3 separate regions of the Homo sapiens genome follow, and regions 2 and 3 are each linked to region 1. A link is a contact called in ENCODE Hi-C or POLR2A ChIA-PET data. All regions are on one chromosome and are shown on one strand. The core of a region is the stretch at or near the end of the contact, and the rest is flanking DNA. Distances in the headings are between cores, read along the strand shown.

Region 1 (4,373 bases), core at 1,053-3,552:
TCACAAGGTCAGGAGATCGAGACCATCCTGGCTAACACGGTGAAACCCCGTCTCTACTAAAAAAAAATACAAAAAATTAGCCGGGCAAGGTGGCGGGTGCCTGTAGTCCCAGCTACTAGGGCGGCTGAGGCAGGAGAATGGCGTGAACCCCGAGGGGCGGAGCCTGCAGTGAGCCGAGATCGCGCCACTGCACTCCAACCTGGGCGACAGCGAGACTCCGTCTCAAAAAAAAAAAAAAAAAAGAAAGTAGTAATAGGAATTATACAACCCCCCTCAGATGAATTTAGTCACCCTCTGTGACTGAGCCAAAAGGCTAATCAAGAGAGGCCAAGGTCTTCAATCTCCCTTGAACGCACCAAAGTCATTCGAACCAGATGTTTTTCCTGATGCTGCTTTCTTCACCCACTGTCTGACTTTGCAGCTATTGTTCTATCTTCAGATCCTTGCTGCAGTTCTAGCTTCTTGGTGCAGCCCTTCCTAATTCCTCCTACCCAAAATGAGAGCCACTTTCTGGATGCCCCGGAAACCTTACAACATTGCAGTTTACCACTAAATGGTTCTCTAGTGAGTATGGAGTTCTTCTGGATTAGGCTACAAATACCTTACTTGCAGAATTCATACTGTAAACATTTTAGTGATTTATTAACTTGTAAGAAAAGTCTTACAAGACATAAAAATTTAGTCATATTAAGTAAATATTGAATGAATGGCATTTGTCAAAAATAAAAACTGTAGAAAAATAAAACCACTTTGGAAAATTTGGGATGTAAGGTTCATAATACCCATTGCACCTAACTCCTTATAAGACATAAAGGAGGCACTTTTGGCTGACAAATCGATTGATGAATGAATGGTAGTAAGAAAGTTTTCTTTACTGAGACCTTTCATTCTAACCTACATATTAATGTATGAAATTGATTAGTGCAAATAATCATACAGTCATCTCAAAGTAAACTCAAAACATTCACCACCACCACCACTACCACCACCACCCCCTAAAAGCTGCTCAGCCTCCTGTATCCTTTTATGCCTAGTTAAAGGCATCACTCCTCACTCAGTGACCTAAGCCAGGAACCTGGCAGTCACAAAGTACTTTCTCCTTATTCCCATATTTGATTCCTCACCAAATTCTGTTGACTGTCTCAGATCCATCCCTGCCTCTCCTTCAGCACAGATTTTACTTGGTTCAGGCCTTAACATCCCCACCCACCCAGACTCTAGGGTTATTTCCCAGCTGGTTGCACATATCTGGTCTCACCTCTCTCCAATCCATGCCACATCCAGCCAGAGAGGATCTAAAATGCAAATCTGTTCACATCATCCCCTTTCTGTATCTTGTAATGGTTCTAATGCCTAAAAGATAAAGTCCTAACTTCTTTGCATGTCCTTCAAGGGCCCTTTTAATCTGGTTTCAGCCTTTCTTTTTAAAATCAACTTTGGCCACTTGCCTATATGCATCATACCTTCTTCCCATCTAAAATTTCAGAGTCTAAAATTGTCAGACTTGAAGTGCCAATGCATTTTATCTCACTGTGTAGGACAATATTTGACCCTGTATCCATTTAAACTAGTTGACTTACCTCTATATCTAAACCAAGGACCAATTTATTTCTTGATCACCTCTGCAAAGCTGATACTTTGGTCACCACGATGGCTGGTAAATGCCCCTAATATAGCAATTATTTGATCGTATACGCATTTAACCTACTAGAACTTCTCTACTGTCAGAAGGGCAGGGAGGGACATAGCAGATGCTGGCATGTGAGGAAAGTATATAGTTTGGCATTTCATATATCAGCATCACCATAACAACCACTCAAATATTTGTTGAACATTGGTGAGTCAATGATGAAAGAGTTTAGAAGAAGGAATTTCAGGGAAATGGAACAGCAGGAGCAGAGGCAGCAGTGAACTTGCAGTAGGCTAAGAACAACCCAAGGTAGTTTTTTTTTTCCCTGACACTGCTAAATTGAAGGTTTTTATAAAGGAGCTAAAGATGAGGAAAGTAGCCAATCTGAATAAGCTGTGACTCAATAAGTAGAAGATGAAACCAAAACATACCTCAAAAACTTCTGCCTGGGAGACTGGAAGATTGGTGACACCTTGATGGAAAACAGTAAGACTGAATTGTACATTCAGACCAGTTCTCACCATCTGAATTTGAAAAAGAAAAAAAAAGTCTAAGAGGAAAAACTGAATAGTTACTACAAATTACCTACAAACGTCCTTGCCAGTATGAGGATTTATGCCACCTGGTGGCAGTTTATCTAATTTTGTTATTCAATTCTTTACAATAGTGCAAACTCTCAAAATTTGTACTTACAAACTTGAGCACTGTGTCAGGCATGAAGGAGCTATTAAATTTTTTTTGTAGAATAAATGGATGAGTGGAATGTGTAAATAAATTATTCAATGAAGCAAAGCTCTGTGATGAAAAAAGCTCTGATCCAAAGGTCAAGACAGTTGGCATCTAGTTTCACACTAACTGTCGAGTGATTCCCAGGAGGTCACAGACCTCTCTCCCAGCTCTACCATTCCTGACTTTATATTGGGGTTTTAGTTTATTTATCTAAAAAAAATGATATGTAAAAATTTCTTACAGTTATAGTATTTGAGTTTTTTATATATAAATTATATATATATAACAATATGTTATATATAGCACAAACTCAACAAAAACTCAAATATAACTGTAAGAAATTTTTACATATCTTTTTTGTTATATATGTATATTGGGATTTTTATTTGAAAAATTATTAGCTGAGTTCAAAAGTCCTTGAAGAGTCACAACATCAGAGGGTCTGTCAGGAGTGATATGTACACTTCTGGCAGTTGAATTTGAACTCACAGCTGGAGGAAACTTGCTGGTTCTAAGTTCTCTTCTGATTATGTCATCATTGTTTCTCTTTAGCCAGATGTTTCTAATGATAGCTTTCTAGATGACATTCCTCCTATTTTGTCCAGCCTCCGAATCCCCTCCTACACAGCACATTTGACCCCTTCCTATGAGTATCCAGGCCATACTCACAGGTGGGGTTTGAAGGGTGAGTACACACTGCTATGTGGATTTTTTTCTTTTTAGGCTAATATTATGTTTAATAAATGGGATTATGCTATTGTATGTATTTGTCTAATTTTCTCAGCTAAAGCAAAAGATCTATCCAAAAGGAGGCTTTTTAAAAAGTCGTATTCCTAATACAAGGTCTTTATGCAATAGACACTCAGTGTGTCCTTTTCAATACTGATCTTTATGATGAGAGTTAAAAAGCATTATCCAATTTAGGGACCAGGGAGGGGCTATATAAGATGATTCGGAAGTACTAGTAGTGCCAGCAAGTAGCAGCGTGCTAAAATCACACCCCACAATAGTGGGAGTACGTCAAAGGGACACAGGAACCCAACTGAAAAAGCACCAATGGCCAATTTAAGAAAAACAAATAAAATAATATTAGATTATAATCTAAAGTATATAATAAATATCCATGAGTTCATACTAACTTAAATAAATGATTGAATAATGGGAGAGAGTAGACAAATCTCAGGTATAGAAGAATTTGTAATAATTGATGTAGATACTCCACCGTCACAGTGTGAAACACAACCCTCCACTCTTTAAGTGTGGGCTCTGCACACACTGCTATAGAGTGTAGTATGGGAAGGCCAATGAAAGAGTAACCTTGTGATAGAAAAACCTGGCAAACACTGCCTCAGTCAGACTATCAACAAATGCTAAGTCAGGTTGGTAGCACATACCCTCCATGTGAGGTAATGAGAATAGCACGTTACCTCTGTGGTCTTCCTCCCCCAAATCCATATCTTCACCCTAATCATGAGAGAAACATCAGACAAATCCCAATTGAAGGACATTCTGTTAATACAAAATACCTGGCCAGTGCTCCTCAAAGCTGCCAAGGTCATGAAAAATAAAGTCTGAGAAACTGTGATAGCCAAGAAGAATCTAAGGAGATATGACAAATAAATTGTAATAAATTATCCTGGATGGGATCCTAGAACAGAAAAAGAACACTAGGTGAAAACAAAGGAAATCTGAATAAAGTATGGAATTTAGTTAATAATAATGTATCAATATTGGGTCATTAATCACAACAAATGTACCAAACTAATGTAAGATGTTTCTAATAAATGAAACTGAGTGTTGGGTGTATGGGAACTCTGCACTATCTGTGCAACTCTCTGTAAAAAGTTTATTTTAAAAAATGGGTCAAATCTCCCATCACACTCATCAGAAACTAGTGCCATGTTCGGAGATGCAAGGAAACGTCAAACTATTACTAAATATCTTTTGGAAAATTAGATAGCAGAAAACTAGATAGGATATTTTAAAAGCAAGAATCTTTCCTTTGAGGCAGGAG
Region 2 (4,729 bases), core at 1,048-3,547, 310 kb before region 1:
TTGGAGGAGGGCATTTAGCATCTGTTCTCTTATCTTTCCCAATGGGGCAGCAATGCCACCCCTCGGGAGTATTGGGAGGATTCATTCATGCATGCATGCATGCATTCAGCTTTCAACAGCCAACATTTCTTCAAAAGCACTCCATGTGTCAGGCACTCCACTGGCTCTGGGGATTCACAGAGGACTCACGGTCCAGTTGGTGAGGAAGACATACAAACAAACCGGTTTAGTATTTCTCAATCTTTTTTTCATTATTGGCCTCTAAGGAGCCTTGGTAGACATTTTTTCATAATCTTCCCTTCTCTATCCTGTGAAATTTTAATATCACAGATATACTGTATTTGTGTACTATATGCATATCTGTGATTTATAATAAAAAGAACAAAATTTTTCCAGCCTCCCTTGACCAAGAACCACTTCTGGCTCCCTTGAGGATATCAACTCCTTTGAGAATGAAAGAAATGAATGATTAAGGAGGGGTGTAGTGAGTGCAATTGGTTGAAGGACAAGCTGCCAAGTTTGCCTCACCGTGGGTATGGGAGACTCACTGCAATGGGTGAAGTCAGGAAAGGTCTCAGGGAGAAAAGTAGGATGCCAGCGATCCCAAAGGAGGAACCTGAACTCTCCGGTGGCCACAAGCAGGGGAAGTTCTCTTGGAAAGGCACAGGGGTGCACCTACTCAGGGTAGGCATAAGAAGAGAGGCCGAGGGACAGGAGGAGGGCAGCGGCAGCAACAGAGGGCCTCGAATGCTGAGCCCAGGAGAGCAGATGTGACCCAAAGGAAACCGGCAATGCATAAAGTCTTAAGAAGGGGAATGACTTGCTCATATTTATACATTTCCAAGTTTATTCAGGCTATGTGTGGATGAGTCAGGGAAATCCAGTCAGAGATAAAGGCAGAAATCATGACTTCAATGAGAGCGGTTGCCTGTGAGGATGACAGGAGAGAGATTTTGGAATAGGATCAAGTGAAACAGTTTATATACAAGCACTTGGCATGCAGTAGGTCATTGATAATAGTGCCTATGACTAATGTTTGGGCATTTGGTACCATTTAGCAGGTTGGCATTGCAGAAGCTTCCTACAGGCCACAGAACCTGATTGCTTCAATGTCTCAGGGGTCCAAGGTTTGATATTTGTTAAATCGATGTTTTTCTTTGAGATGAAACTAGGCAAGGTAAACCTGGCCAACGGGCTCCTGGGGGAACTGCACAGGCTGCTGCAGTCTGGCTGGGCCCCGACCACTCAGTTACCAACTCCATGAATTAGATATAAATGTAACAACAGCACAGGCCAGGCCACGGGCATTCTCAGAGCTGTGCAGGGTTTTATTCATTCGCTTCAGACGTTCCCTTGCCTCAGCTCCAGCCAAATCACAACCCACTGACTACACTAGCTGCTACATTTGCCATCTTTTCTGCCTGGCTTTGATCTCTTCTGGGAATCACCCGACCGGTCACCAACACCCTTGAGAGATGACCACACTGTCCTGTTTGTGGCTCTTGTTCACAGTAAATGAGATTGCTATGGATTATCCAACGTAGACTTATTCATTTCCTGGTAGCAGTTTTTAGGGCTTTTGAAAAAACTAAAAGAAGTCAGCAGTGATGTAACATGCAGAGAACAGTGAGGACTGTTAACATGTGATGGTTTTTCTGTGAAGTGGAGGGGTGGTGGTTGGGGGCCTTTTGGTAATGGAAGGACCGTTTGCCCTTTCTAGAAGCTGAGAAGGAATTCAGGGAGGCAGAATAGGGAGGGCGGTATGCTAGTGGTGCCAACTCTCCTGTCCAGGTCGGGAGCTGCCCAGTAAGGCCTTAGGGTTCGCAGGGAGGTGTCTGCCTGTCCTCTCTGGGACCCTGAGATGTATGCTAGAGCTGGTGGTCTTTATCCTTATGCAGAGCACACTTGCTGTGTTTGATAAATGGCTTTGAAGTGAGGATGATGCCTCTTTTGTCTATTCCCAATCAAATGCATCCTCTGGTGGCCACCTCCTTGGCTCTCATCTTTACGGTCCCTTTCAAGGCTTCCAAAGCCCACTGCAATGGCAGCAGAAGTCAAGAACTGCCAAAGCCTCCCTCTCAACTGCCCCCTTCAAACCTCCCTTCTCTTTCTTTCCTCGGCTTCTCTTGGCTTCCCACGCTGGCTGTCCACGTTGCCTAACCCCGGTTGGACCGGCAGCTGTGTCCCAGGCTGTTTACCTTGGCTCTGACACTGAGTGCCTTTAGAGTGCTGCTTTCTGAAACTGTCCTTCATGGGTTTGTAAGGAAACTTGGGCAAAGGGCCCTGGCCCTCTGCTTGCCCGGGGTGTGGCAGTTGGATTCAGGCAGGCCCACGGGGCCCTCCAATTTCCACTTATCTGTTAGGAGAAGAAGGAAACAACAGTGCTGAGAAGGAGCTGGAGCAGGAGAGAGTTAAGGAGCTTGCTAGTGAGCTCCCAGGTGCTCCATGAGGCCAGAGTAACAGACATGGCTCAAGTTCCATTCCAGGCAGGGCTTACTTAATGAGTGAAAGGACATATCCAAAGGGTGCTGCTGATTCGTGCATTTTGGTATCTATCTGGAGGCCTTCCTTCGGTACTGTGCTACAGGTTCTGACATAGCCAATGTTTACCAATTAACTGGATTAACAGCTTTGGGAATACGTTAAATAAATACTGACACAATGCAAAGCTGGGAGTGGAGATAAGTACACTCATAAACTCAGGATTTAGAGCAACTTCAAGAGGCTGAACAATGAACATAACATTCAGGGAAGAATGAGAAATGTTAATGAGAAGGGTGAATGGTTTTTCTCTTAGCTACAAAGTGCAAGAGAGAGGAGATGTGGGATGTTCTCATGAATTAGAAGAGCCTTTACGATTTTAGTTGACAATAAGGTAAAGGGCCTAATGCACTTGATCTGGCATCTCAAATTTCACATACCCAAAACTGAACATGTCAAATTCTTACCTTCCCTGTCAGTCCCAGTTTCTGTTGATTACAGCAGTTAGCCTCCCAGGATTATTTATTATATGATTGCATTCTGTGATCAACTATTTAATAAGCATATATACGGTATATAATCCTATAGAATATTTTAACGATCATTTGATCATTCATTCATTCATTTTTTTTTTTTGAGATGGAGTCTCACTCTGTCACACAGACTGGAGCGCAGTGGCACAATCTCAGCTCACTGCAACCTCTGACTCCTGGGTTCAAGTGATTCTCTTGCCTCCACCTCCCGAGTAGCTGGGACTACAGGCATGTGCCACCACACCTGGCTAATTTCTGTATTTTTAGTTGAGATGGGGTTTTGCCATGTTGCCAAGGCTGGTCTCGAACTCCTCAGCTCAGGGAATCTGCCCGCCTTCGCCTCCCAAAGTGCTGGGATTACAGGCGTGAGCCACCACATCTGGCCTCATTCATTATTGCAATAAATATTTATTGAGCACTGAGTAAGTATCACACATTGTAGTAACTGAGACATCGTCTCTACTCTCCTAGAGCTTGTTCTACCAGGGGAAATGGACATTAAACTTGTAATACACACAAACTTATTCAAAATTATAATCCTCATTGACTTTATGAAAGAAGAAGGTTCTAGACAGCATAGAGTGGGCAGATGAGGCCTAATTTTGGAAGGAGGATGAAGGGAATTTTCCTTGAGGAAGTGAATTTTGAGTTCATGGAAAGTTATATAGCTATGTTGTCCAATATGGTAGCCACTAGCCCCATGTTGGCATTTCAGTTTAAATAAATTAAATGTAAATAAAATTAAAAGTTCCATTTCTCAGTTGCGCTAGCCATATTCGAGTGCTCACTAGCCACCTGCAGCAAGTGGCTACCGTATTACATAACACAGATAATGAATGTTTCCGTCATTGCAGAAAATTCTATTGGATGGTGTTGTTACGTAGGATTTAACTAGATGAAAAGGCCAGGCACGGTGGCTCACGCCTGTAATACCAGCACTTTGGGAGGCTGAGGCGGGTAGATCACTTGAGGTCAGGAGTTCAAGACCAGCCTGGCCAACATGGAGAAACCATGTCTGTATCTACTAAAAATACAAAAATTAGCTGGGCATGGGGCCAGGTGCCTGTAATCCCAGCTACTGGGGAGGCTGAAGTGGGAGAATCACTTGAACCTGGTAGGCAGAGGTTGCAGTGCTCCAAGATCATGCCACTGCACTCCAGCCTGGGCGATAGAGGGAGACTTTGTCTTAAAAGCAAAAAACAAATAAACAAAAAACTAGCTGAAAAGGAGCACAGGGGAAGAGGAAGGAAACACCTTAAGCAAAAAAGATACTACTTAATTTAGAGAAACTTAACTATAACTTAAGATAATTCTTCAGAATGTTCATTGATGGTGACATTGGATGATGGGGTTTTGGGGAAGGATCAGAGGATATTGGGAATGTCTCCTTTTCCTGTTTTCTAACTCAGGCTCTGGACAGTTCATACCTAGCCAATTGTGCAGTGCTTATTAATGGATGGGGCCCCTGTTCTCAACCCTTGCTTTGGTTCCCAGGTATACAAAATAGTGATCAAGACAACATAACATAGAACAATATTGTGCTTGAATTGTCCAATGAAATATAAAATGAGGGACATAGAATAGGATAATTGACAGTAAGTTTCCAATTGTATGGTAAAAAGTCACACATACCTGAATATTGGAAGTGGTTGCCCTCTGTGTCTTTTGCCATTTACCACAGTTCCTTGTCCTCTGTCCATCACATAAGCACCAGT
Region 3 (4,416 bases), core at 1,903-4,402, 360 kb before region 1:
GGCCTCCATTAAACACCACAGAATTTAGGATTTGTGCTGCTTGCTTCTTTATGAGGCTGGTGCCTGATAGTGGGGCCACACAAAACTGCTTCCCCTCCAGAACAAACTTGATGAGCTGATAAGTGATATAGCCATGCCCGGTACTGTTTTCATAAGTGGGTTAAATTCACATTTGCAAATTCAGTAGAGCAGCCCTTGTCCATCTCACTGTGTCGCTGTGCAGAGGAGCTGAGTTCTGAAAAGCTCTGGTTTCCTTCTCTGTAAGCCTTGCTGGCACATTTTCAAAGACCACATCAGTCAGTGTGAGTGGTCCTGGGTCCTTTCCATGCAGCTGGCTCAGAGTTTTACAGACCCTGTAACAGAATCTCATAAAGACTGGCTGCCATTTGGGGTTAAAGTCTGGTGCTTCTCCCTCTTTTCTTGTATGAAGATTTGATTTTTAGATTTGTTTGGAAAATGACTTTGTTAGCCTAAATCATCTTAGGCTTCAATGTTAAAATAGAGTGGAATATGCAGTAGTTGACTCATACTATTGTAGCTAGACAACTTGTCACTTAATACTTCATGACTTTAGGGATTGGTTAAATTAATAATTTTATAAGGCACATAGACGCCAGAGAGCTTCCTCCATTTTGTTCTTTTCTCTAGCAATGTGCGTCATCATTACACCCCTACCAAATAGTGTATTTTAGAACCTGTTATGCATAACTCTGCCTCTGCTTTCACTTTCTGTTTCCCTCTCTCTCTGCCTCTCCCTCGGCCTCTATGTCTCTTTCATTCACTCTTACTTATATATACTAAAATATTGCAAATTCGCTCCCTAATAATTAGGAAGTTTTTTGCATGTGGCTTGAGGTTGTCCTTCAAAGGTTTTAAATATGTGTTGATGAGAATAGGCATAGGGAGGCAGGTGTGGGACAGCAGATGGAAGGGATGCTCTGTGTTCAAAGATCCCACCCTAGTGAAGTGAAGCTTCTACCTGGGGTTAAAGACCAACTTCCTGATTGTAACAGCTGTGACCCAGAATCTACTCTGGGGTTGACTTCTTCTGAGAGCTGATTTGGCTGTGTGAGCCTGGAATACTGAAGTCAGGAGTGGGAGCAGCAGCAGCGACAGCAGGAGTATGTTTGCCATCAGGCATCAGTGAGCTCCTAACCCCTGGCCAGCCCGGTGTGGTGGGAAAGCACAGGTTTTGCAGTCAGGGGAGCTGGGTTGGAGTTCAGGGTTCAGCCATTTACTAGCTTTATGGTGCTGGGCAATTTATTCAATATCTCTAGTCATCAATTTACTTTTTTATTGTTGTAAAAGAAATACCTCATGTTGGTTATTGTGAAGGTTAACTGAGCAATGAATGTGCAGGTATGGGGAGTTTCAGATGCAAGCTTTGTCTCTGTCCCTTGAGAGGACAGTGTGTCATGTGACCCATTTGAGAATACCAGTGATTTAGCGCAAAAAGTTGCTTTATCTCTTCATTCCTTCAATTTTTTGTTAATACATTTGCTCATTCATTCAATGCTGGCCACGAAGCATGTGACACCAGTCAGGTGTTGGGGATACTGCTGTGAAGAGTCCGACCCTCTCCTCCTCCTACCAGTCTGGGGGAGATGCTGACCACAAATGACAGTCACAATCCAGTGTGGAGAAGCACCACACTGGGGAAAGTACAACATGCTCTGGTGGCTTTGGAGTGTCAGACAACAGAGCGGGGAAGAGGTTAGGAAAAGAAGTGGCCCACAGGATAAAAACAAGCAGCTGGGTGAAGGTGAGGCAGAGGATGTAGCATGGCACACAGCAGTGGTGAAGAAATGAGGATGGCGGGCCCTCTGTAGATAGGTGGACATGCCTGGAGTATCGAGTGTGAGGGTCGTGTTGAGATATATACAGAGATATGGAGCCATCACAAGCTATCTGCACCCAGGAGCTTTCTCCTGGCCTCCCCAGTGACGTTCTGTACCTCAGATGTTGATTCCATGGATGCTGTCATCACCAAAGATGGGATGGATGCTGGGACACTCCTAGCACTTAGAGTTAGAACTTGCAATACATGTTTCCCGTAGAAACAGCATGTTAAATGGTAGTTCAATGTAGTTAGGATATTGCTACAAATAACACCTTTGAGTGTACTTAATTTAAACCTGTGAAATGTAGAAAAATCAAAGAGGACAGGTCCTGTTCCAGGCTAGAGGTACTTTTTGCAATGCAGAGCACTATCCTTCTAGATCTGGCCAGCAGAGCATGAATCGGGACCTCAGGCTGGCTTTGCCTGCATTTGGATTTGAATTTGAATGTTTTGGTCTAGGAGGCTCTCTGCACAGGGTTTCCATGATTCCATCACTCCCTGCTGTTTCATATCTGGCTGACTTCCTCACAGTGAGGTTGCCTACTTGCCCCTGGAGGTACTGGACTTGGAAACCCTTTCTCTAGGCAGTAGGGGTTGGAGATAGCATCATCGTTTCCGACTGATTCATCATCAGCTTGGTGTTAGTCCACTTACAAAGTCAAGCATGACAGTTGAGGCAGTGTTTGGAGGTGCCCTCTGACTTTCCACCAAATGCTTTTTTTTTTCTTTTCACTTCTTCCAATCCTCCTTTTTTTTTTTTTTTTTTTTTAATCATTTCCTCTAGGCACTTTTCTTTTCTAGGGCAATTGAATTCAATTCAGCAAAAGTATATGGGACGTCTTCTATGTGTCTGGTACTTAGGATGCGAGGGATAACAGAGCACAGTGTCACTTTCAGGGAGATCACAGTCTAGCATGAAGGGGTGGGAGACAGACAAGTAAAAGGGCTGGTTCTAGATGGTGAGGTGGATGCCCTGATGTGGCAGAGGCTAAAGAAAAACCAATGAGGAGTACCTGAGCCATCTTGGGGATGAGGAAGAGGCCAGCAGGAGTTAGCTAGACAACTGCAAGTACACTCCAGGCACAGGGTCAAATGGGAGCAAAGGATCAGACACTTAGCAGGGTGCACTCAGCATCCTGCAGGATTGAGCAAATGGCTGGGGGCAGAGCCAGGGAGAGAGACAAGAACCGTGAGAGCTGAGGATGGGAAGGCCAGCTCCTGCCTTTCCTGTCTTTCCCCAGTGGCAAGTAGGGTAGTACTTAGCATCTCCTGGCACCACTCCAAGCTGAGATGGGCAGTGACCCTGGCCCTGTAGGAAGCCTGTATTTTTCAAAAGCTTCTTTAGAGAAAAGAGCCCCAGGAGAGTAGAGGGCCTGAGTCTGCACTGGCAGGAAAAGTGGACTAAATTCAGGCCAGACTCAAAATAGCTCCTGGAGGTTGACCAGATGGAAATTAGATTACTGCTGTATGTGGGCATAGCACTCAGGAGGCCAGTAAAACAGTGAGAACAAGGGAGTGATCCCTTCTAGAGAACGGGGTGCAAATGTTACAAAATATTTGTGAGCCATGACTTTTAAAAAAATTCAAACGCAAAGATTTTTTTGAGTGCCACAGGGGAAAAATTACTTTGTTAATAGATGAGTATCAAGAGATCAAGAGGATTGTCAGTCCTGCTGTTTAAAATATTAATATCTGGACAAGTTAGGGATGTAACAAACTGCAGCCAGCTTTTTAATGTTTCTTCCTGAGCTCAGAACAATTCAGTCATTCTCCTTAGGTTGCTGTAACCAGGCATGTGGTATCCCATTAGGAAAATGCACCCAACCTTAGACAAGGGCTAGTCTGTAACTCTCTTGTGTCTGTCTGTCCCCTGGATTTACGTGGAAGACCACCTGCTTAAGATAACCCAGGGCCAGGTGCTATGTATACCTGTACCATCTATGCCACTTTGGTTTTCTTCTGTCATTACTGTGTTGTTTTGGGAACTTGGTTCAGGGAAATGATGATGCCAGCAGGGCAGATTCCCTGAGCTGCCCAGAATCCCAGAGGGTACCCCTGGGGCAGGCGGGTATGGTTTACTCATCTTCAAGCTGCAGGAAGTAGTGGCTCCAGGATAAGCACCTCAGCCTTCGGAGAAGGACGGGCTTGGGGAAGGGAGATTTTAATGTAGTGTAAACAAGACAGAGGATTTCATAAGCTTCTCGGAAACTCCTGGACCTGACACTCATCATCTGCTACTAAATTTGGCCCTTTCATGTTCCTTGCACAGGATATAATGGCAACCATGACACAGACTCTGGGCTGAATTTAGATAAACAACATGGCTGCTGAGGATTTGTACCTGTTAAAAGTCTAAGAAATGTCAAAGGTTGTAGTAAGTATGACTCAGGACAATTTCATTTAAGTTGTCAAAAGTAGGAAAAAGTCAGCAGTATAGCTGATCACTCTCTTTTGTGCTTTTTTGCACTTGTAATTTCCATGACTCTCACTAAACTGCGGGAGGTAAAACTATTTTTGTTCTCTGGGCTTTTGCGTCGTGTGTAAGCTGATTCCCAAGTTTGGGTAATATTGTGGAA

Evidence for each region. Hi-C counts contacts between places; a loop is a spot of excess contacts on that map. ChIA-PET counts read pairs that join two places held with the same protein, here RNA polymerase II (POLR2A). Pooled maps may share reads with other maps.
Region 2: a loop to region 1 is called in a map of transverse colon, with 3 times the contacts of the local background. The contact joins two enhancer-like sites. A Hi-C loop is called at or near these places in 1 of 168 maps with a recorded cell type or tissue (transverse colon). POLR2A ChIA-PET finds 5 or more read pairs at or near these places in 1 of 52 experiments (PC-9).
Region 3: a loop to region 1 is called in a map of CD4-positive, alpha-beta memory T cell, with 2.7 times the contacts of the local background. The contact joins two enhancer-like sites. A Hi-C loop is called at or near these places in 1 of 168 maps with a recorded cell type or tissue (CD4-positive, alpha-beta memory T cell) and 5 of 50 pooled maps. POLR2A ChIA-PET finds 5 or more read pairs at or near these places in 2 of 52 experiments (BJ and activated naive CD4-positive, alpha-beta T cell).

The regions. Positions count from the first base shown.
Region 1 is chr13:43,906,465-43,910,837 of GRCh38, reverse strand. No RefSeq gene overlaps it. Among named protein-coding and RNA genes, the nearest start is that of LACC1, 29 kb to the right of the region's middle. Within about 2 kb of position 2,302, at least 2 of the 41 ENCODE cell types and tissues checked have a DNase peak (open chromatin) inside an H3K27ac peak, as active enhancers do; they include PC-9, where a contact is called at or near this core.
Region 2 is chr13:44,216,558-44,221,286 of GRCh38, reverse strand. No RefSeq gene overlaps it. Among named protein-coding and RNA genes, the nearest start is that of MIR8079, 23 kb to the right of the region's middle. Within about 2 kb of position 2,297, at least 22 of the 41 ENCODE cell types and tissues checked have a DNase peak (open chromatin) inside an H3K27ac peak, as active enhancers do; they include PC-9, where a contact is called at or near this core.
Region 3 is chr13:44,270,852-44,275,267 of GRCh38, reverse strand. No RefSeq gene overlaps it. Among named protein-coding and RNA genes, the nearest start is that of MIR8079, 77 kb to the right of the region's middle. RefSeq lists an enhancer at 627-806. Within about 2 kb of position 3,152, at least 14 of the 41 ENCODE cell types and tissues checked have a DNase peak (open chromatin) inside an H3K27ac peak, as active enhancers do.